Linked DNA regions of Mus musculus: region 1 is linked to region 2. Evidence: chromatin loops called from intact Hi-C (ENCODE). Cell type or tissue: left cerebral cortex. All regions are shown on one strand. Each heading gives the region's core, and the rest is flanking DNA. Links, peaks and the distances in the headings are about the cores only. Region 1 holds the start of Kank3 (KN motif and ankyrin repeat domains 3). Region 2 overlaps Actl9 (actin-like 9).

Evidence for each region. Peaks named below come from ENCODE experiments on the same cell type or tissue, not always from the same donor. Only the 100,000 strongest peaks of a DNase experiment are listed, where the experiment ranks them.
Region 1: it touches region 2 in a loop (4-fold over the local background); 16 of 42 quality-filtered maps call a loop at or near these places.

The regions. Positions count from the first base shown.
Region 1 is chr17:33,803,924-33,814,573 of GRCm38, reverse strand. It overlaps Kank3 (KN motif and ankyrin repeat domains 3), which reads right to left and starts at 4,051. Exons shown (of 11, transcript NM_030697.3): 1 at 4,009-4,051. In left cerebral cortex, for the core only: a CTCF peak has its summit at 4,511; DNase peaks (open chromatin) are centred at 3,280, 3,637 and 4,116; H3K4me3 peaks cover 2,084 bases; H3K27ac peaks cover 2,300 bases.
Region 2 is chr17:33,433,608-33,444,257 of GRCm38, reverse strand. Actl9 (actin-like 9) reads right to left here. Exons shown (of 1, transcript NM_183282.2): 1 at 9,990-10,650. The coding sequence ends at 10,043. Among named protein-coding and RNA genes, the nearest start is that of Actl9, 6.0 kb to the right of the region's middle. In left cerebral cortex, for the core only: a CTCF peak has its summit at 4,915 (motif pointing left); DNase peaks (open chromatin) are centred at 4,159 and 4,907.

The DNA.
Region 1 (10,650 bases), core at 1,113-9,112, 370 kb before region 2:
AGGTTGGAGAGATGGCTCAGTAGTTGAGAGCACTTAACTATTCTTACAAAGGACTCAAGTTCAGTTCCCAGCACCCACACTGGACAGAAAGCTCAAAATCACTTGTAATTCCAGTTCCAGGGGATCCAACAGTCTTCTGACCCGGAGGACACTAGGTCTACATACATACTCAGATACGTTCACATATAATAAAAAACAAAATTTTAAAGTAAAGAAGGGGCTGAAGAGTTGAGTAATTGTTACTCTTCCAGAGAACCCAAGTTTGGTTGCCAGCACTCACACAGTGGCTCACAACTTCCTATAACTCCAGTTCCCGTGTATTCAATGCCCTCTTCTGCCACACACGTGGAGTGCATACGTAAATGCAGGCAAACACTCATGTGCATAAAATAACTTTTTTAAGGAAGGGAGGAATAAAGAAGAGAAAAGAAAGAAAGCTAGATGTGGTGGTACACTGTAAGCCTTCCTTCCACTCAGAAGGCTGAGATAGGAAGACAGATCAGGCTGGGCTACAAGCAAGGCTAAGTTGTATACTGAAAAACTATTTCCGAAAGAGGAAGAGCAGGTAGAGAAGGAATGAAATCACATGTAATGGGTTAGTTAAGATCAAGCATTAAATCTAGAACTTTAATCCCAGGACTCAGAAGCAGAAGCTGGAGAATACCAGTGGGTTCTCAGACAACCAGAGGTACCTAGAGAGACCCTGTCTCAAAAACCAGAAGCAGGATAGGATAGGGACGGGGACGTAGTTTCAGGCACTGCAGTGTTGTAACACGCATAAGGACCTGTGCTCAATCCTCAATGCCTAGCATCCCCATATACATGCAAAAATGGACAAAAAGGGAATGATGAGAGGGTGGGACTTTGAGTACCCACATGAAAAGCCTTGGGGGAGCAAAAAGTGGCTCACATTGATTTTCTACCGTATACTCTCCCTGAGTAGCCCCTGTAGAATTCTGCACCATGGATTATTGGTGGCAATTTACAGTGCAATTCAGTCCATTGCCTATGTGAAACACCTTTCAGATTAGGTTCTCTCCACCTTCTAGGGACCCCTTGTTTGTAGTGACCAGTCAAGCCCTTGATTGTGTAGCTTTACATCGAGCAGACCCAACCCATCTTCTTGCTAACCAACCCTCTGCTTCAAACAACTAAAAACCCAGCCACTCTTTCCAGCTTTTCAAATTCTGCATGGCGATCTGAGTGCCAGACATTACTAGCTCTTCAGCACCCATCAGCATGACTAACACATTACCCTCTCCACTGCTGGGAGAACCCCTTTCTACTCTCTGAGCTCCCTCCTCTAACCCTTCCCCTGTCCAACCTAAGGCTCTGAAGTTTTCCTCCCCACCCCAAGCAGCTGTTTCCTGTCCCCTCACACTGGCTACAAGGGCAGGACAGCAGGTCACCATGGAGGACAGCCAGTGCCTCTCAGGACTTGTTTTTAGGAAATTGCCAGGGAAAAACTGAGCTTCAGAAAAAACCTGGACCGGGGCTCAGGGGTCTGAAACTGCCTTTTGCGCAGCTGCAGTGTGATCCTGTGCAGTCTGCCCCTTCCTCCAGAAACCTGGTCACATCCGAATCCAAAGCAACAGGACCGAGAAAGCAGCCCCAGGTCATTTTTAAGACTGAAGCATCCAGGCACAAAGACTGGACTGAGACATAGGGCAGAGATTACTAGAGTGGTAAACAGCAATAAGGGTTGCTGTTTGCTTTTAATTTGGATGGTTTGGGGCTGTGTGTGGGTATTTGCCCATGGATGCCAAAAGCTGTAGCTCCCCTGGAGCTGGAGTCACAGGTGTGAGTTGACTAAGACAGCTGGAATCAAATGACAAGGGTCGTACTCAACCGTAAGCACTGAGTCATCTTTCCAGCCCATTAGTTTTGTTTTCTTTGGTTTTGTTTTGAGACAAGGTCTCAGGAAGCCTAGGCTGGCCTCCAACTCCTTCCATAGTTGACAGTGAACTCAACTCCCCTCCCTCCAACCCTTGAGTGCTGAGATGATCACGTGTGCTTTACCACACCTGGCTTGTGCAGTGCTGGAGATGGAGCACAAGGCTTTCATGCACACTAAACAAATACTGTAATAAGAGAGCTACTGCCACAGCCTCAGTTTCCCTCTTTTACATATGGATCAGCTTCGTTTTGTTCTGTTTTGTGTTTGAGAAAAATTCTCCCTATGTTATCTAGACCAGGCTGGCCTTGAACTCAAAGAACTTGTTCTGCCTCTCCCTGCTGAGTGCTGCCCTGTTTGCTTTTTGTTTTATTTTATGTATTTAAGACAGGGTCTCACTATGGAGAGCTAGCTGGCCTGAAATTTGCTAATCAGGATGGCCTCTAAAAAGAGATTCCCCTGTCTCTGCTTCTGGAATGCTAGGATTTCAGGTATGTACCACTACGCCCAAATGAATGCTTTTTTTTTTTTTTTTTTTTTTTTGCCCTCAGCCCCACTGACAGAAGCTAGGTGAGTTTTAAGCTACACCACTAACCCCTTTTTAATTTTTTTTTTTTACATTTTATTTATTTTATGTAGGAGGTGGAAGGGTGGGTGGGTGCAAGGATGCCATGGGGTGAGAGTGGAGGGCAGAGGGCAGCTCTATAGAGTCAGTTCTCTCCTTACACGAGTAAATCCCAGGGATGCAACAAGGATGTCATTCCCTGATCAAGTACCTTTACTGGCCAATCCATCTCACTGACCCCTTTACTCAATTGTTTAAACAGGCGTTGAACTCACTCTGCAGCTCTCAGGCAGGCCTTCAACTTTCTTTTCTTTTTTTTTTTTTTTTCTTCGAGACAGCGTTTCTCTTTATAGCCCTGGCTGTCCTGGAACTCACTTTGTAGACCAGGCTGCCCTCGAACTCAGAAATCTGCCTGCCTCTGCCTGTGCTGGGATTAAAGGCATGCGCCACCACGCCCGGCGCCTTCAACTTTTAATCATCCTACCTGGACCTCTCAGGTAACTAGGATAATAGGCGCTTTTGGAAAGATTCCCTTTTGCTCCCCTAGAAACTGCAGGGAACCCAGGCCACATATCACCCTCCCAGCTCACAGCTGTCAGTTCCAGCCTTGGGAGTAAGGAGTGTGGTGGGGCAAGCCAACATTAGACTGCTACACAAGCCAATGCCTCCCGGAGTAGGGCGTGTAGCTGCCCTCATATCTCCCACACTGCCTGGCTATCAAAGTTAAATCCGGATCCCCTGCCTGAGACCCCCTCATTAGGCTGTCAGAGCTGAAGCCACACGCCCCCACACCCAGCCCTGGGACTATTTCGGGACACAGAGCTGCGATCAGTCTAGAGAGCTGTGATCAGGAGAGCTGTCATCAGGAAACCTGAAGGACAGGACACAGAGCATGCATACCCGAGGTCCTGAAGAAGTTATGTCTTACTGATAAGGCTCTAGGTGGGAGCCCTTCATGTTGGGATAGGATTCTCAAACGCAGGATGGGGGAAAGAGCTAGATGATGGCAGGACAAGGGGTCCTTGAATCATCACACACACACACACACACACACACCTCCCCAAACATACAGAACCAAGTCCGCTTAGAAAAGACAGGGCAGTTTCCTACAGGAAAAACCGCTGGGCGGTTCCATCCGCTGCTATTGTCAGTAGGTCCGGGGAGTGGGGGACATCCGTTCCTCCCTCCAACACCGTTTCCGTACCATCCGCCCACTCCACCCCACTGCAAGAAACCCATTCCCAGGTCTTCAAGCCAACTCTGGGGAAGGGTCCCCTAAGGCATCTAGGAGACTAAAATGCGCACAAGTTCCTCTGGTTAGGTCCTGGATGGCCATGTGGTGGCGATCTGCCTAATAATCTAGGGTCCCCCCTCTCCGGTCGGCTTTAAACCACCTGAGGCTCCCAATGTCCAAATGGTCACCATTACAGGACACGGCGCCCACCCCGTTGCAACGCACAGAACCCATAGAAGGGGGCTAAAAGCATCACACCCCTCCCGGACACTTGGGTCCACTGTTCCCCTCCAGGACTCGCGTGGTTGACTTTACCTGAATGAGAAGCCCCGGCAGCGCCCGCACCGCACCCGAGCCCGCCCCCTCGAAGCTCCGCACGGGTTATCAAGGCTTTCACCCCTAACTGACGGCTTTTTCAGCCAACCAGAGCACGAATCTAACCGAACTATCCAATTGTAAGACAGAGTGAGCCATCTGGGCGGGGGCAGGGTGGGGACCCGCCTGAGGGCGGGCCTACAGTAGAATCTGAGAAGATCAGAGCAGGGCAGTGGGATGCTGCTCAGCCAGCTACCTCTAAATCCTGCCTGGTTCAGGAGTAAGAAAAGAGGTTTCATTCACAGGACAGTAGGGAGCTACAGGAAAAATCTAAGCAAACTATTCTAATGGGATTTATATAACGAGTTTAATTCCTACTGTCTTGTTGAAGTCGTAAGAGCCTGGATCTTGTCCACCGCAGGAACTTTGCATATATTGTGCCACTTTAAGAAATATTATCTGGGGGCTGGTGAGATGGCTCAGTGGGTAAGAGCACCCGACTGCTCTTCCGAAGGTCCGGAGTTCAAATCCCAGCAACCACATGGTGGCTCACAACCATCTGTAACAAGATCTGATGCCCTCTTCTGGAGTGTCTGAAGACAGCTACAGTGTACTTACATATAATAAATAAATAAATCTTTAAAAAAAAAAAAAAAAAAAAAGAAATATTATCTATATGTGATACTTTCCTATATTTCTAAGTGTTCAATCTATGTGCCCCTGAAATCTATGTGCCACAAGAAAACAAAACAAAAAACAAACAGAATCCTTAGCACAGCCTTTCCCTAGTCATTATCATTGCCATAGCAATGGTTTATTAACTAAATAGCAATTTTCATTAGTAGAAAGGCAAGGTTACTATCATCACCCCTACTAGACATTTTAGGATCAGGAAACTTTTTATCCACTGCCTCAGGCATACACTAGTTACTTAATAAATGTCTGCTCTACTGGAGATATCTAACTCAATGGTACAGAACTTGTCTAGCGCACCTATCACAATAGATAGGTAGGAAGACAGACAGACAGAGACAGATAGACAGATGAAAATAATGTAAATATAATAGACACATACAGGTGTACTTATAAACATACTGAGATTATAGATCAAAAAATTGTCACAGAAATAAATTAAAATTACATTTGTGAAGGTCAGTGAGATGACTTAGCATGTAAAGGTTCTTGCTGCCAAACTTGACGATCTGTGTTTCATCCCTAGGACCATGTAATGCAAAGAAAGACCCAACTCCTACAAGTTGTCTTCAGATCTCCATAGTGTGCTATATACATCAACCTATGCACATACATACCATATATCAATAAAACTTTTTAGCTGGGCAGTGGTGGTGCACACCTTTAATCCCAGCACTTGGGAGGCAGAGACAGGCAGATTTCTGAGTTTGAGACCAGCCTGGACCACAGAGTGAGTTCCAGGACAGCCAGTGCTATACAGAGAAACCCTGTCTAGAAGAAAGAAAAAAAAAAAGTTTTAAAAGTACATTTAACAACAACAACAACAGAAAAAGCAGAGGCAGGTGGATTTCTGAGTTCCAGGACAGCCTGAGCTATACAGAGAAACTCTGTCTAGAAGAAAGAAAAAAAAAAAAGTTTTAAAAGTACATTTAACAACAACAACAAAAAAAGCAGAGGCAGGTGGATTTCTGAGTTCGAGGCCAGCCTGGTCTACAGAGTGAGTTCCAGGACAACCAGGGCTACACAGAGAAACCCTGTCTCGAAAAAAAAAAAAAAAAAAAAGTACATTTAAACATTTAACTTTAACCCATTTGGAGTTATGATCTGATCAAAAGCTACTACAATTTGCTTGTTTGTTTTTTCCTCCTAACATAACTAGCTGATTTTGTGTCAGGCAAGGGAATCACTGAGATCTCTGCGCCTTGTTCAAGCCAAGGTTCTGTGAAGGAGTAATGAGTACTCTGAAAAAGAGATGCAAGACCCTCATCTGTACTGAATGGAGAATTTAGGGTTTAGGGGAAACGTTGTGGAAGGCAGCTTTCAAGGTGACACTTAAAAGGAGGATACTCCAGGCAAAGATAAGAAGTATAAAACTCCCTCACTGGGACCTTGAACTAGATATGTCAGCAAGAAATAAGTTGGCGGGATACCAGGGAGGTTTGTTTGTTCCCAGTTTTGGGCAAGGGGTTGGGTTTTTAGTTTGTTTTAGTTTTTGTGGGAACTAAAAGGGGTAGGTGAAGCGGGGAAGGGAGGATAGCCCACGTCCGGCCAGAGTTCCTCCTTTGCTCTGGGCAGGCAGACGCGGGAGGACTGCCAGACGCTTTCCACTGGGCCCCAGATGGGCATCTAAGCCACTGACCCCACTCTACGGGTGGTAGACAAGGGGCAGCCCCGACCAGGGCCCCAGGACAACACCCTGTAGCCCCGGGGTTATGGGAGAGAGGGCTGAGAGAGAGAGGTTCCCACACAGGCAAGAGTCTGCACAGCCTTGATGAACAGAGACAGTCCATGGTTTTAGAGCTTTATTGTAGAAAGGCAGGGGGAAAGAGAGAAGGTAGAAAGAGAGAGAGAGAGACTGGCCATGGCCAAGAGGAGAGAAGGGGAAAGGGAGAGAGAGAAGAAAGGCTAGAGAGGAAGAGGGAGAGAGAGAGAGGAGAGCATGAGGAGAGAGGAGAGGAGAGGGGAGGGGAGGGGAAAGGGGAGGGAGGGGAGGGGAGGGGGAAGGGGAGGGGAGGGCAGAGTAAGGGGAGGGGAGGGGGGAGTAAGGGGAGGGGAGTGAGGAGGGGAGGGGCGAGTAAGGGGAGGGGAGGGGAGAGTAAGGGGAGTAAGGGGAGTAAGAGCAAGAGAGTGAGGTGGAGCCAAGCAGCCCCTCTTATGGTCATTACTGTTTCTAGGTAACTGGGGAGGAGTTTAGCCTGAAGGTCAGAAGCTTGGGACCTTGCCTACGTGACTTCTAGCCATGCTTCTCTTGTGGGGGCTGAGGGGGGCGGTAACTTTGATAGGAGCCGGGGTTCCAGGAGACATGAGAGAACTCCTTCTGTCCCATGAAGGTGAATTATCACCACCGGTCCCGGGGTTCAGCTCGACTGGAGACCAGCCTGTCTGTGCATAGCCCATTGCCGCACACGTTTTGTCCATGTTCTGCTTTCCTGGGTTTTTGCTTTGTTTTGTACTTTGACTTTGTTGAAGTCACAGATGACCTTGAACTTCTGCTCCTTCAGCCTTCACCTCCCAAACAATGTGTATTTGGCTTTTTGAAACAAGATCTCACCACAGTTTGACAGGTTAAAGCCAGCCTTGCCATCTGAGTCTGTGATGGTGCAAGCCTGTAATCCCAGCCTTTGGGAAGAGGTTGGAAGAAGGGATCATGAGTTCAAAGGCAGCCTGAGCTGGGAGAGTCTTCTTTCCCAGTCTCTCTCATTGTTTCAATTACAGTAGCTGTAACCATGCTACAGTCAGATACTACATTAATACATTCCTATAGCGTGTGTGTGTGTGTGTGTGTGTGTGTGTAGTGTTTTCTATTAATACTGTGAGGTGATAGTCCATTGGGGAGAGTGTCAGGTCTTTTGCCTGCCTTTAAGGGCTCCCCATTTTTGTTTTTGTGCCAGGGTCTCTCCCTGAAGTTCACCAGCTTTCCTAGCTTGACCGGCTAATGATCTTCAGGAATCCTCCTGTGTCTCTCACCCTATTTCTTACCCTAATCCTGGAGTTACAGCCACATACCTCCATGCCGGGCTATACTCCCAACCCCTGGTTTTCTCCATTTACAAAAAGCTTGGCCTGTTTTCGTTGGTTGATAAGCTGAAGAAATATACCCAAATTTGCTGTAAAAAATTTTTGAAGTTGTAAAAATATTTTTATTGATTAATAAGTAGAGCGTGTGTCCTTACTCAATCTCCAAAACCAAAACCAAAAATGTTTAACTGAAAAATGAAATGTTGCACAGAGAGACAGAGACAGAGAGAGAACTAGATCAGTAAGACAAATGCAATGCATAACTAAGGAGGTTTTAACAATTTGCTGCTTAGAAACTGGTAGGTTATTTCTCCACCACCGAGTGAAACAAGCCAATTCAAGCCAGATTAGAATATATTAAAGGCAGGTTTATTGGGAAGCTGCTCTCAGGCAAGTTCACTGGTCCCAAGGACTGAGGCCAGGAAAGTCACCTTGGGGAGATGGGAAGGAAGAAGAGAAAGAGAGAAAGGGTGTAAGGCTGTGCCCACATAGAAAGAGAAGAGAAGGAGGAGGTAACGGAAGAAAGAGAGGGAAGGAGGAAAGGACAGGAGACAGGGAGGGGAAGGGGGAGAGAGAGAGAGAGAGAGAGAGAGAGAGAGAGAGAGAGAGAGAGAGAGAGAGAATACAGAGATATCTGGGGGTAGGGCAACCCAGCCCCTGAGCTGGAGTTAAGGTTTGGGGGCAGGGTGGGGACCTGAGGAAGCTGGGAGAACCTGGGAGCCAGCTTTGCTTTGATGTAAAATATGCACCTCAGTCCCTTGTCTGGAAGTCCTGTTTTGTTTTGTTTTGTTTTGTTTTGTTTTGTTTTGTTTTGTTTTGTTTTTCGAGACAGGGTTTCTCTGTGTAGCCCTGGCTGTCCTAGAACTCATTCTGTAGACCAGGCTGGCCCTGAACTCAGAGAGATTCACCTGTCTCTGCCTCCGGAGTTCTGAAATTAAGGGTGTGCACCACCAGCTCGGCAGACCTTTTCTTTCTTTCAGTGGTAGGAAGGAAACACAAATGGCAGATCATTGAGCTAATACCCAATCCAATAAGCAATTTTTGGTTGTTTTACAGACACCGTTTCGTTGTGTAGTATAGGACGATTTAAAATGTGTCATTCTCCTGCCTACAAATCTTTTTTGTTGTTGTTGTTTTTGTTTTTATTTTTATTTTTCAAGACAGGACTTCTCTGTGTAGCCCAAGCCTGGCTTCCTAGAAGCATCTTTAATTCTTGTGACTTGGGGAAAAGTATATGTCTTAGTCATTGTTCTATTGCTATATAGAGAGGCTATGACCAAGGCAACTCTTTATTTTAAAAAAACACTTAATTGGGGGCTTGCTTACAGTTTTAGATGGTTAGTCCATGATCATTATGCTGAGAAGCAGATAGGCATGGTGCTAGAACAGAAGCTGAGAGCCTTATATTCACATCCACAGCAGGAGAGAAAGACAGAGACAGAGACAGAGACAGAGACAGAGAGAATGTGATTGAAAACTTTTTAAAAAGCCCAGCAATGAAAGCATATGCCTTTAATCCTAGTGTTTGGGAGGCAGAGGCAGGCAGATTTCTGAGTTCGAGGCCAGCCTGGTCTACAGAATTAGTTCCAGGACAGCCAGGGCTACACAAAGAGACCCTGTCTCGAAAACAACAACAACAAAAAACTTAGAGCTCATTAATGACCCTCCCCTCCACACACACACCATTGGTAACACCCTTTATGTTCATCCTAAAAAAAAATTAATTAAATTAGATTAAATTAAATTAAATTAAAAAGGGGACCATTTTCTCTAGAGTCTCCAGAGGGAAGTGGGAGGGAGAAGCCAACTTCAGCCACTCCAGAATGTACACGAAGCCCTTGGAAGCACTTTGTGCTCTTTCACCATTTCAAGGACCTCCTAGATATATGCCAGACTACCTTCCACCCCTGTCTGGAATGCAACTGCCCCAAGGAGGCTGTGGTTGGCTCTCAACACTCAGATCTCCCAGCATTTGGGCTGAGAACACAGATGGGGCTTTGAAAAGACACAGGCCACCAATTTGGCTTCCAGGGTAACCCTGCATGCCCTCCCCTCCCTGGGCAAAGCAGATGGTCCACATCCAGTTGTTTCCCTCCCCAGAGAGTTCTGGAATGTATCCCTCTCCCACCTGTGGGAATAAAGGAACACATCATTGCTGGCGTGTGTATCACTCCCCCTGCCCTCCTGGCTTGTGTATCACTCCCCCTGCCCTCCTGGCATGTGTATCACTCCCCCTGCCCTCCTGGCATGTGTATCACTCCCCCTGCCCTCCTGGCGTGTGTATCACTCCCCCTGCCCTCCTGCTACATTTCCTAGCTTTGAGCAAGTTTGGTTATTGCACAGAGGGTGTGGTGATTTGAATATGCTTAGCCCAAAGAGTGCCACTATCAGGTGTTGCCTTGTTGAAGTAGGTGTGGCTTTGTTGGAGGAAGTGTGTCACTGTGGGGATGGGCTTTGAGACACTTCTAGCCACTTGAAACAGTCTGCTCCTGGCTTCCTTGGGATGAAGATGTAGAACTCTCAGCTCCTCTAGCACCATGCCTGCCTGAACGCTGCCATGCTTCCCCACCATTATGATAATGGACTGAACCTCAGAACCTGTAAACCAGCCCCAATTAAAGTTGTCTTTTAAGTAGCCGGGCGTGGTGGCGCTCGCCTTTAATCCCAGCACTCGGGAGGCAGAGGCAGGTGGATTTCTGAGTTCAAGGCCAGCCTGGTCTACAAAGTGAGTGCCAGGACAGCCAGGGCTATACAAAGAAATCCTGTCTTGAAAAACCAAAAAAAAAAAAAAAAAAAAAAAAAAGTTGTCTTTTATAAAAGTTGCCTTGGTCATGGTGTCTGTTCACAGCAATAAAATCCAAACTAGGTCAGAAGGGTTTCTCACAGCTTAACGATTTGGAAAAGTGGGTTGTCCTTGAGTTTAACAGAAAC
Region 2 (10,650 bases), core at 1,072-9,071:
AAGGCAAGGGACTCTGATCCAGGCCTCAGCCCCTGCACAGAGAAGAGAGGGCTCAGGCTAGCTTTGTTTCAACTTTAGACTTTCCATTTCTATCTTCATAGACCTGATATGGCAATTTTACTATATCTCCTGGGATTGTGGGAGAATCCAGGGGCTTAGGAACATTTGCACCAGGGCGTATAGTTTAGTGTTGGTGTCAGCTTTGGTTAGAGAAACTTATTTTTTTTTTTCAGCAGGAACTGTAGAGACTCATAGTCAAAAGTTCTGAGAATATGTGACTGTTGAGTCCCTACATGGGAGAATATATTTCCCCATCTTCCTCAAAGTTCAGAGAACATCATGGGGCAGGAAAGAATGTAAAAGCAGGAAGGAGTGGTCACTATTTTCCAGACACGATGCTGTGTTGTACTCAACTAAGCATCTGTGATTATCTGCATCATAAGACCTGCAAAAGTTTATGCTTGACATTCTGCAAAAGTTTATGCTTGACATTCTGTCACAGAGATAGAAGAAGTTCTTGGAGAACCTGCCCTTTCATGAAGATTTATAGGCAGTTGATGGCTACACGAAGAGGAGGAAGAAGAGGAAGAGGAGAGGAGAAGGATGATGATATCTTTCTTTAGGTGTAGGACAGAGCCTTTCCTGTCTCCCCCTCCCTCCCTCCCTCCCTCCCTCCCTCCCTCCCTCCCTTCCTTCCTTCCTTCCTTCCTTCCTTCCTTCCTTCCTTCCTTCCTTCCTTCCTTCCTTCCTTCCCCCTTTGCCTCCATTTTCTCCATTTCTTTTTCCTCCTCTTCTTCTCAAATATGTTATTAAGGGCATTGCAAAGAAGCAGAGAGTACTGTTTGGATCTGAGACTATTCTCTTTCTATTAAGACATTCGCTTGATTAGGTGAGGGTTGTCCTATTATAGATAAGAATCTACATTACTCAGTCTATTGATCAGAAACTTACTTATACCTAAAAATATCTCCCTAGAAACATCTAGTATTTGACCTAACACCTGGGTAACAGGATCCAGCCAATATGATACATGAAGCTCACCAGCACACATATCTACCTCTTGTCAAGTTGACCCCAGGTGTCTCTCCTTACGTCATGATTAATTGCCAAAACAGGGACATCATATAGTTTTACATTCATCTAACAGGATACAACCATCATGCAACAGGTAGTGCTAATCTTAAACTCGACAGAACCTAGAATCACCTGGGAGAAGGGCTTCTGTGTATGCTTAGAGGGAAGAATCTTGATGAAATAATTGACATGGGCAGAGCCATTCCCTACAGAGGATTCTGGGCTGTTTACAGTGGAGAAAGAGTGAAGCAGTAGCTTGCATGTATCCCTAATCTCCTGACTGTGATGATATGACTAGACTCTTCAAGTTCCTTGAGCTGTCAGCCAAACAAATCCTTTCTCTTTAAATTATTTCTGTCAGAGTATTTTCTCACAGCCGCGGGAAAAGAAACCGAGTTACTGTGTACATAGGAAATCCATGAACCCCTGTCCCAGAAAGGATTGTAATGTCCTTTCAGAAAGTCTACCCTTCCGCTTCATATCTTATAACACCAATAGTATCATGTGAATTTAAAAAGACTTAAATACTGTGTTACATGGCCAGCAATCTTTTAAAAGTTTTTAGTTTTAAGTGCATGGTTAGAAAATGGTGTCAGACCATCTGACAGTTGTGGGCCACTTGATGTGGATGCTGGGAAAAGTTGTGGATAGCCCTGGGGTTAATTATATTTGATGTTAATTCTGTTCTCCTGTGAGTGGCTCCCAAAAGGAAGTCAGCACTCAGGTGATTTCCTGTAAACCTGCTTTCCACCTTAATTTGTAAAATAGAGGAGAGCTGATGATTAGGCAGATAAAGGGAAAGTGGAGCAGGAGGAGGGAGAGAGAAGAAGGAGAAAATGGAAGAGGGAGAGGATATAGAGGAGGGGAAGAAGAAGAAAAGCAGAGCAGAAGCACATGGCCTGAAGAAACCTCAAGTTCTAAGTGGTTTCATAGATGTGGAAGATGGTAGTGTAGCAGTAGATCTGCCCAATCTATGGAAAATAGCATGTATTCATATTAATTGAGTTGTGTTTTCATCGCTGGGGCATATTTGGGGGGGGGAGAGATTAATTGCAACAGGGAAACACACTCAGGTCCTTTGGAAGAACGAGCAGTCAAGCCCTGAACTATCTCCCCAGAACTCATTTCCCCATTAATTTAGTGTGTGCCTCTGTGTGTTTGTATATATGGGTGCTCATACACACTGCACTGTACCTTTGTAGAGCTTAGAGGGAAACCTAGAGGATACGTTAAGCACTTTCTGTGCTTTCTGTCTGAGAAAAAAAAAATCTCTCATTGACATGGAACTTTGCCATGTAGACCAGGAACTTCCAGGGAGCCATTTGCTTCCACCTTCTATCTTTAAAAAACAAACAAACAAACAAACAAACATTTATTTATTTATTTATTTACATCCGAAATGCTGTCCTCCAGTCCCTCTCTCATTCTCCTCTGAGAGGGTGGGGTCCCCACTGAGTATCATACATCCCTGTCACACCAAATTTCTGTCAGATTAGGCGCATCCTCTCCCACTGAGGCCAAACAAGGAAGCCCTTTTGGAGAGTGGGTAGCACAGTCATCTGCCCTCTGTCCTGATATTGCTGAGATTATGGGGCATGCCATCATATGCAACTTCTTCCTTTTCTTCTTTTCTTCCCTCCCCTCTTTCTTCCCTTCTCTCTCTTCTTTCTTCTTTCCTTTCCCTCCCTCCCTCCCTCCCTCCCTCCCTCCCTCCCTCCCTCCCTCCCTCCCTCTCTTTGTTCTCCTCCCCCCCCCCCCTTTGCTCTGGGAACTAAAGTTTCCTCACATTGTGAGGCAAGTGTTTATTGACTGAGCCATCTCTCCAGTCCCTCCTTCCCCTTTTGGATCTAGGCTGGCCTTAGACTACATAAAAAAGGCTGACTTTGAACTCTGATCTCCTGCCTTCATCTATCCTGAACTATACAATGATACACAGCCTAATTTTTTGTTAGGTCTTCTGCCAGCCCAGATTGAACTAGGGCATACCCTTGTGCTCTCCTTTTAGCCATATTTCCTGTGTTTCAAAACAGGAAAGAAGAAAAAGTGCAAGCGTAGTTGAGTAGAGGGGAATGGGAAGGGCAGCTAAAGAAAGGTTTAGAAAGATGGGCAGAACTTATTTGCATGTTATAAAAAGTCACCAGTAAATTCTGAGCAGTGGACAGTATGTTCTGATTTATGATTTCTAAGACCTGTGTAATGATCCCCCCTGGAGAGAGATCAGGGTCCTAAGAGCTGGGAAGGTATCTCAGTGGGTAAGAGTGTTTACTATGTAAATATGACAGACTGCATTTGGATCCCCAGACTCATGTAAAAGCTGTGCATGACTGTGAATGCCTGTAACCCCAGCACTGAGAGATAGGAAATGGGCTTATCTTGGAAACTCACTGGTTATCCAGACTAGCAGAAATGTCCAACTTGAGATTCAACAAGACCACACTTTAAGAGAAGAGGGCAGAGAAGTAGAAGTACAGCAGGATATCCAATGCTATCCTTTGGCCTCTGCACACAAGTTTATAAGTGTACTCCCTCTGCAATTCATACATCACACACAGACACACACAGACACACACACAGACACACAGACATACACAGACAGATAGACACACAAACACCCACACACAGACACACACACAGACACACACACACACAGACACACAGACACACACACACACCCACACAGACACACACACAGACACACACACACATGCACACACACACACTTGAAGGTTCCTGTAGGACAAAGGACTGGGCTGGGATCAGAAGGCTCGAGAGAGGGAATGGATTCTGGTGTCTTCAGAACAAAAGGACTTGGACTTCTGTGAAAGGGACAGATGCCAGCAACTGCGAGTTGGAGAAACCTGGTCTAAAAGTGATAGACTGTCTCGGGCACAAGGACTTGGGAGGCAGAGAGACCCCCATGCCTTCTTGACTTTATTTTTCCTAGATCACTGTGTGTGATCAATGTATATTTGTGAATGACTTTAGCCAGAACTGAGGGATCTGGGCTCTCTGGGTTTGAGATCACATGGGCTTTAGGGTGTGTGTGGGCAGATGTTATCGTCTGGCGCTGGGTGGAGCCTAATGATTCATTCGACGGGGTGAGAGTTCTAATAATATCCAGGTAGTGATCTCATCTCTGGGAGTATGCAAATGGGAATGCTCTGGGCCTGGAGTGGTTGTAGATGGACTAATCCATGGAATTGTAAAGTCAGTTTAGTTTAAACAGTCTAGTGTCCTAGTAGGCTGGGGGAAGGTGGGTTTTCTGAACATTACACACTTCTAGTGGCATTTGAGACAGTCTATTTTTTTTCATTGATAATTTCAGACACATATGTGTTCTGAATAAATTTACCCTACTTCTTCCCCTCCCATTCTTCCTATACCCCCTCCATGTTTCCCTCCCAACTTCAGTGCTGTTTTTCATTGTCTTCCTCTGTGTCCTACCTCACCCCGCCCCCAAACCCAACCTCTGCCTCCCTCTTTCTCTCCCTCGGCTCTCTCCCCCTTTTATAAGTGAAATTTCCTCTCTTCTCAACTTCCACCCGCTTCTCATTTGGAGGAGTTTCCTCCTGATGCCTCTACCCTTGCCTTTGAACCTGTTGTTTTAAAGCCCCCTTTGGGGGGTCCAACACCACCTTCGCAGGGATCACCTAAGAGCATTAGAAAACACAGATATTTATATCACAATTCATAACAATAGCAAAATTGAAGTTATGAAGTAGCAATGAAAATAATTTTATGGTTGGAATGGGATCACCACAACTTGAGGAATGCAGGGTTGTAGCATTAGAGTCAAAGCTATCATGGTCTCTTAAACTTGAAGGTGCTGCCCCCTGGTGGGAAGAACTAAAAGTGTCTGCTTTCACCTTGGTAACCTGGCAGATTGGCAGATTTAGGGTAGGCCTCAACCCCTAGGCTAGAATGTATAATTAGCCTGTTAGTCTTGCCATTCCCCCACCCCACCCCTCTCCCTGACCCCCTCCTCCCTCCTCTCTTTTTCTTCTTAAAATGAATTTTGCTTTCATTAAAAACCTAGCATACATGTTTTATCTTACTATATTTTATTTCCTTATGTTTTGTTGTTACCTCTGAAAAGCCCGTTCCTTCCTAATGGAAGACAGAAAGGGAGTGGATCCGAATGGGAGGGGAAGTGGGGGAGGAACTGTGAGTAGAGGGAGGAGCAACTGTAATTAGGATATATTATATGAGAAAAAAATCTATTTTTTAATAAAAGGAAGGGAAAGAAAAATTAGCATACAAAGTAACAGATTTTCTTAGGGCATTTTATACTCAGTTTTGGTTGATTCCCTACTTCTCTCCCTCCCTTCCTTCCTGTTTGTAGTCTTTTATTCCGCCATAAAAATAAAATTGTGAGCTTTGTAGGAAAATGGGTAGAACTGGAAGATATACTAAGTGAAGTAATCCAGCAAACTTCTGGGCCAAATTACAGTGCTTCACAAAGAAGCACATTCATACTCTGGGAAAGTCACCATGTTAGAGTGATAACGGGAGAACGAGAGGACAGAAAAGGTGTGTGTGGTGTGTGTGCAGGTGTGTGATTGTGTCTGATGTGTGAGAGCATGTAAGTGTGTCTGATGTGTGTGGTATGCGTGAATGTGAAGTTTTATTGTGTCTTTGTATGTACTGTGTTGTATCTGATGTATGTAGGATGTGTGTGTGTGTGTGTGGTGACATGTCTGTCTGTCTATGATCTATGTTAGGTAGAGAATGGCGTAGAAAATACAGTGAGAAAACTTTAAAAAGGAACCTTTTATGGACTTTCTCATTTTGGAATTTTTAGTCTTACTGATCTTTTGCTTATATTTTTATTAGATATTTTCATTTACATTTCAAGTGCTATCCCCAAAGCACCCTAAACCCTTCCTCCACCCTGCTCCCCAACCCACCCACTCCTGCTCCTGGCCCTCGCATTCCCCTGTACTGGGGCATATGATCTTTGCTACAATGGAGTACTACTCAGCAATTAAAAACAATGAATTCCTGAAATTCTTAGGCAAATGGATGCATCTGGAGGATATCATCTTGAGTGAAGTAACCTAATCACAAAAGAATACACATGATATGCACTCACTGATAAACGGATATTGGCCCAGAAATGTAGAATATCCAAGATACAATTTGCAAAACACATGAAACTCAAGAAGAAGGAAGACCAAAGTGTAGATACTTTGTTCCTTCTTAGAATGGGGAACAAAATACCCATGGAAGGAGTTACAGAGACAAAGTTCAGTGCTGAGACAGAAGAAAGGATCATCCAGAGACTGCCCCACCCAGGGATCCATCCCTTATACCACCACCAAACCCACACACTATTGCATATTCCAGCAAGATTTTGCTGAGAGGACCCTGATATAGCTCTCTCTTGTGAGGCTATGTCAGTGTGATGGAACACAGGGCCCCCAATGAAAGAGCTAGAGAAAGTACCCAAGGAGCTAAAGGGGTCTGCAACCCTATAGGAGGAACAACAATATGAACTAACCAGTCCTCCCCAGAGCTGTGTCTCTAGTTGCATATGTAGCAGAGGATGGCCTAGTCGGCCATCAATGGGAGGAGAAGCCCTTGGTCTGATGAAGATCATATGCTTATATTTTTTAAGAACAAGAGGGAATATACAGGTAGGGAGTTGGGAAGGACCTGGGAGTAGGTGGGGGAGGAGAAACATGTCAAAATATATGTATGAAGAAACCTTTTGTAAAGGAAAAAAATCAAGAGCCTGGGAAGTGGTGCACACCTATGTGCCTGTCTTCCGAGCTATGTGGCAAGCTGAGAGAGAATGGTCACTGGAGGCCAGGAGTTCCAGAGTATCCTGGACAATATAATGTGACCCTGTTTTAAAAGCAGAACAGCAGTTTGGGCGGTGGCTCAGTGGGTAAGAATGCTTGCTGGGTAAGTATAAGGACTTGTGTTAAATCCTCAGCATTGCTGGGCATGGTGACACACACTTTTAATCCCAGCATCCAGGAGAGGCAGAAGCAGGCTAGTTTGAGGCTAGAGTGAGTTCCAGGACAGTCAGGACTAAAAAGAGAAACCCTGTCTAGAAACCAAAAAGAAAATCAAATCAAAACAAAACAATTCCCAGGATTCATGTAAAAAGTTAGTCTATAACCCCTGTGCTAGGGGTATGGATGGGGAAACAGAACGAATCATTAAGACTTGCTGGCTGCTAATCTAGCTCCAGGTTCAGCGAGAGGTGCTGTTTCAAAGGAACAAAGTGGAGATTGATAGAGGAAGACTTCCAATATCCTCTTCTAGTTCCCATACACACATGTGCATGCACACCACTCTCTCTCTCTCTCTCTCTCTCTCTCTCTCTCTCTCTCTCTCTCTCTCTCTCTCTCTCAGCACACGACAAAAGCTGTCAGCCATATAGACAGAGACACAAGGCATATGCGTAAGCATCTGGACAATGGCCCATGACAGGAGGAGAGGTCAGAAGGCCTGGAATAGACTTGAATAAAATCTAGGTAAATCTGATTACTTTAATAACAAATGGCAACATGTTCCCCATTCCTGTGTGAGATCCTGATTATCTTCAATCTGTACTGGAGAACTTGGTGCAGAAGTCCTCCAGAGAAGACTCCAGGTACTTCATGAGAAGAACAAAGTTCCCATTTTAGGCTCAGCAAGAACCTAGTTGGGCCAGAGAGGCCTCATGGTCCCAGGATAAAGAAATTCCCTGGGGCTGTGTTGAAGTCATAGGCTGAGTTAGATTGTCAATCTAAAGAGATGGCTATTAACTCTGAATGAATGAAATGGGGTTGAGAATGGCTGGCGCAATTGGCCTTTAGGGACATGTGTAGAGGCAATTGGAAGGAACCAGTGTCCAGGTGTTTTTCTCCTGGAACATCTGCATGAGGGTCATAATTAATGGATTGCTCTTGAGAACAATTGTTATCCTAGTCTAGGCTGATAAGAGGGTACCATGGTGTTGGTCTGTGGCGAGTTCCAGAAAACATGTAGAAATTCCAGAGAAGGGAGTTCTGGGGGTTCAACATGGGGAAGACCCTAGAAGAGTATCCTTGGAGAGGGTTCAACATGGGGAAGACCCTAGAAGAGTATCCTTGGAGAGGGTTCATGGGGAAGACTCTAGAAGAGTATCCTTGGAGAGGGTTCATGGGGAAGACTCTAGAAGAGTATCCTTGGAGAGGGTTCATGGGGAGGGAGTTGGGAGATTACAACACAGAAAAGGGCTTAGTATGTATTAATGGGCTCAGCAAAGGATGCCTCTGAATTGTAAAATATGACTCAAATCTGGGAGTACAGAGTCTTTCTGGGAGAATGTGAGGGGGGATGAATAGAACTAGACAGCATCCTTGTAAAGTAGCCATGCAGGACTGCTTCTGGTGGAAACAATGGTGTCAGCTTTGAGCAGTAAGGGCCATCCTAAGGTTTGTGGTCTTGGTGTTATTTGAGGGGGGTCGACGGAGATGAGTTATCAGAGAATATGATTACAGGAATATGAAGGAGAGCTCTGGAGAGATATACTATGGAAAAGGGATAGGTTCAGGGATGAGTTTTGGGTGCCAGGGGATCCTTCAGTAGGTCATTTAAGGGAGACTCTTAAGGGTGGTGGATGAAGATTTAGTTTTCATGTGTGAAATATGGAGAAAAAAGGAGGGCATGTATTTGATCAGCTAAGAGTGAGTTGTCCACACTTCTGCCATGTATCCTATTTTCCAGTGCTTATAGGTTACTGCAGTTTTTCTTCCTCATCAGAGATGATTTGCTTTGCAGTGAATAGCAATCAATAAAGAGACCCTGCAGATGGTCAAAGTGCAGAGACCAAGTACAGGTGGAGTTCTTAGTCCTAAATGAGACATCTACTTCACGCTATTCCTAATGACTCAAGGAACTTTTCAGAAGAGGGAGCAGAAAGATCTTAAAAGCCAGAAGGTGGGGAGAACTGTCAGAAAATGACTTCAGGATACAGAAGGGCTGTTGCACTTATGAATGCACAGCCGCTGTGTTTGTCTGCATAAGACCTATGCAATATCAAGCCATTCAACAGTCCAGCATAGATAGAAGATCCCCACTCCTAAGTTGAGGAGCTTTGAATAGGGGCATTGAATTTTCTTCAGGGTGGTGTTCCCTGTTATGCCTATGTTACTGTGGATGGCCCTACACTCAGGCACACATGAGCAGCATTGTATAAGCGGACTCAGTGGTCTGTGAAAAGAAGTTCTGAGATTAGAAGGAAGATGTGGTAGAGGGGCTCTGGGAGACACTGGAAGGGAAATGGAGGGCTGTATAAAATGAAGGCACAGTATACATGTACAAAATTCCCAAAGAACAAATTAAGGGGAAAAAAAGTATAAGGGACTATAAGGAGTATATTTAAAAGGATAAGAAATAAGGGTTCAGTTGTGGAGGCCTGGTAGAGTTGGAGTATTCTTGGAAAAATTCTGGTGTGTGGTATGTAGGGCATTTTGTGAATGAAGACTTTTTTGGGGGGAACAGTTTGGAGGAGTTGAGGAGTTATATCAAGGGCCACTTAAGGGCACTTAATTCATGGACATTTGTGGAGGGTCTCTCTCTCTCTCTCTCTCTCTCTCTCTCTCTCTCTCTCTCTCTCTCTCTCTCTCTCTCTCTCTCTCTCTCTCTCCCTGTATGTGTGTGTGTGTATGTGATTAGTATGTCAGATTCTGAAGGTATCTTGGGCATGTGTAAATGTGTCTGGGCGCTTTATTTAACCTGAGGAGGATGCTATGGATGGGTGGATAGTCTAAGGATAGCTGGAAGGCGGGTTGACAAAACTAATTTGAGTCAGGGATGCTTGGAGGAGAAGTTCCCACGGGTGTGAAGGGTTGAAGTTGGAGGTGGGTCAGTGGTTGAATGAGCGCATGAGTCATTCGAGTAGGCCCTAGAACATGGGATAGAGCTGGAAGACGACAGAGTTTGCCTGCCAAGAAAGCTTTACTGCCCTTAGCCCTTCCCGCCTTTCCCCATGTTAGTAGCATTTTCGGTATACAACCTGGGGTCCCCTTTCTTCATATTGTTCCCGTAGGACCCAACAGGACTGGAAAGCATGCAATGAGGCTAGAATGGAGCCCCCAATCCACACAGAGAGGTTCCTGTTGGGGTGTGCCATCACCACTACGTGGTCCTCAGGGGATAGAGAATGCAGTAGCTCTGCCCTGAAGCGACCCTCCAGGCCGGTGAAGAGTGAGGAGCCTCCGCATAGTATCACATTCCGGGCCACATGAGGCCGTAGCTCCTGAGGCACCTTGAGGAGGCTCTGTTCAGCCATGGCTGGGAGGCCGATGGGCGACAATCCTGGAATCTCCGGGGGATGGAATAGGAGCTCTGGGCACTGGAATAACTCCTTTCCCAGAGTGACAGTCCGTCCATCAGGAAGCTTCAGGGATTGCTTGCACTCCTCATCTGGGCGGGCCTGTTCCTTTTGGAAATCTGGGGCCAAATAGCAGTAATGATGTTTGATGTTCTCCACCAAGTCCAGGTCCTCCTGTTGCAACGAGAAGCCAGAGCCCAGGAGCATCTCTGCTAGGAAGGCAGTAAGATGGTTTCCTGCCAGGTCCAAGCGTTGGATGGCATGGG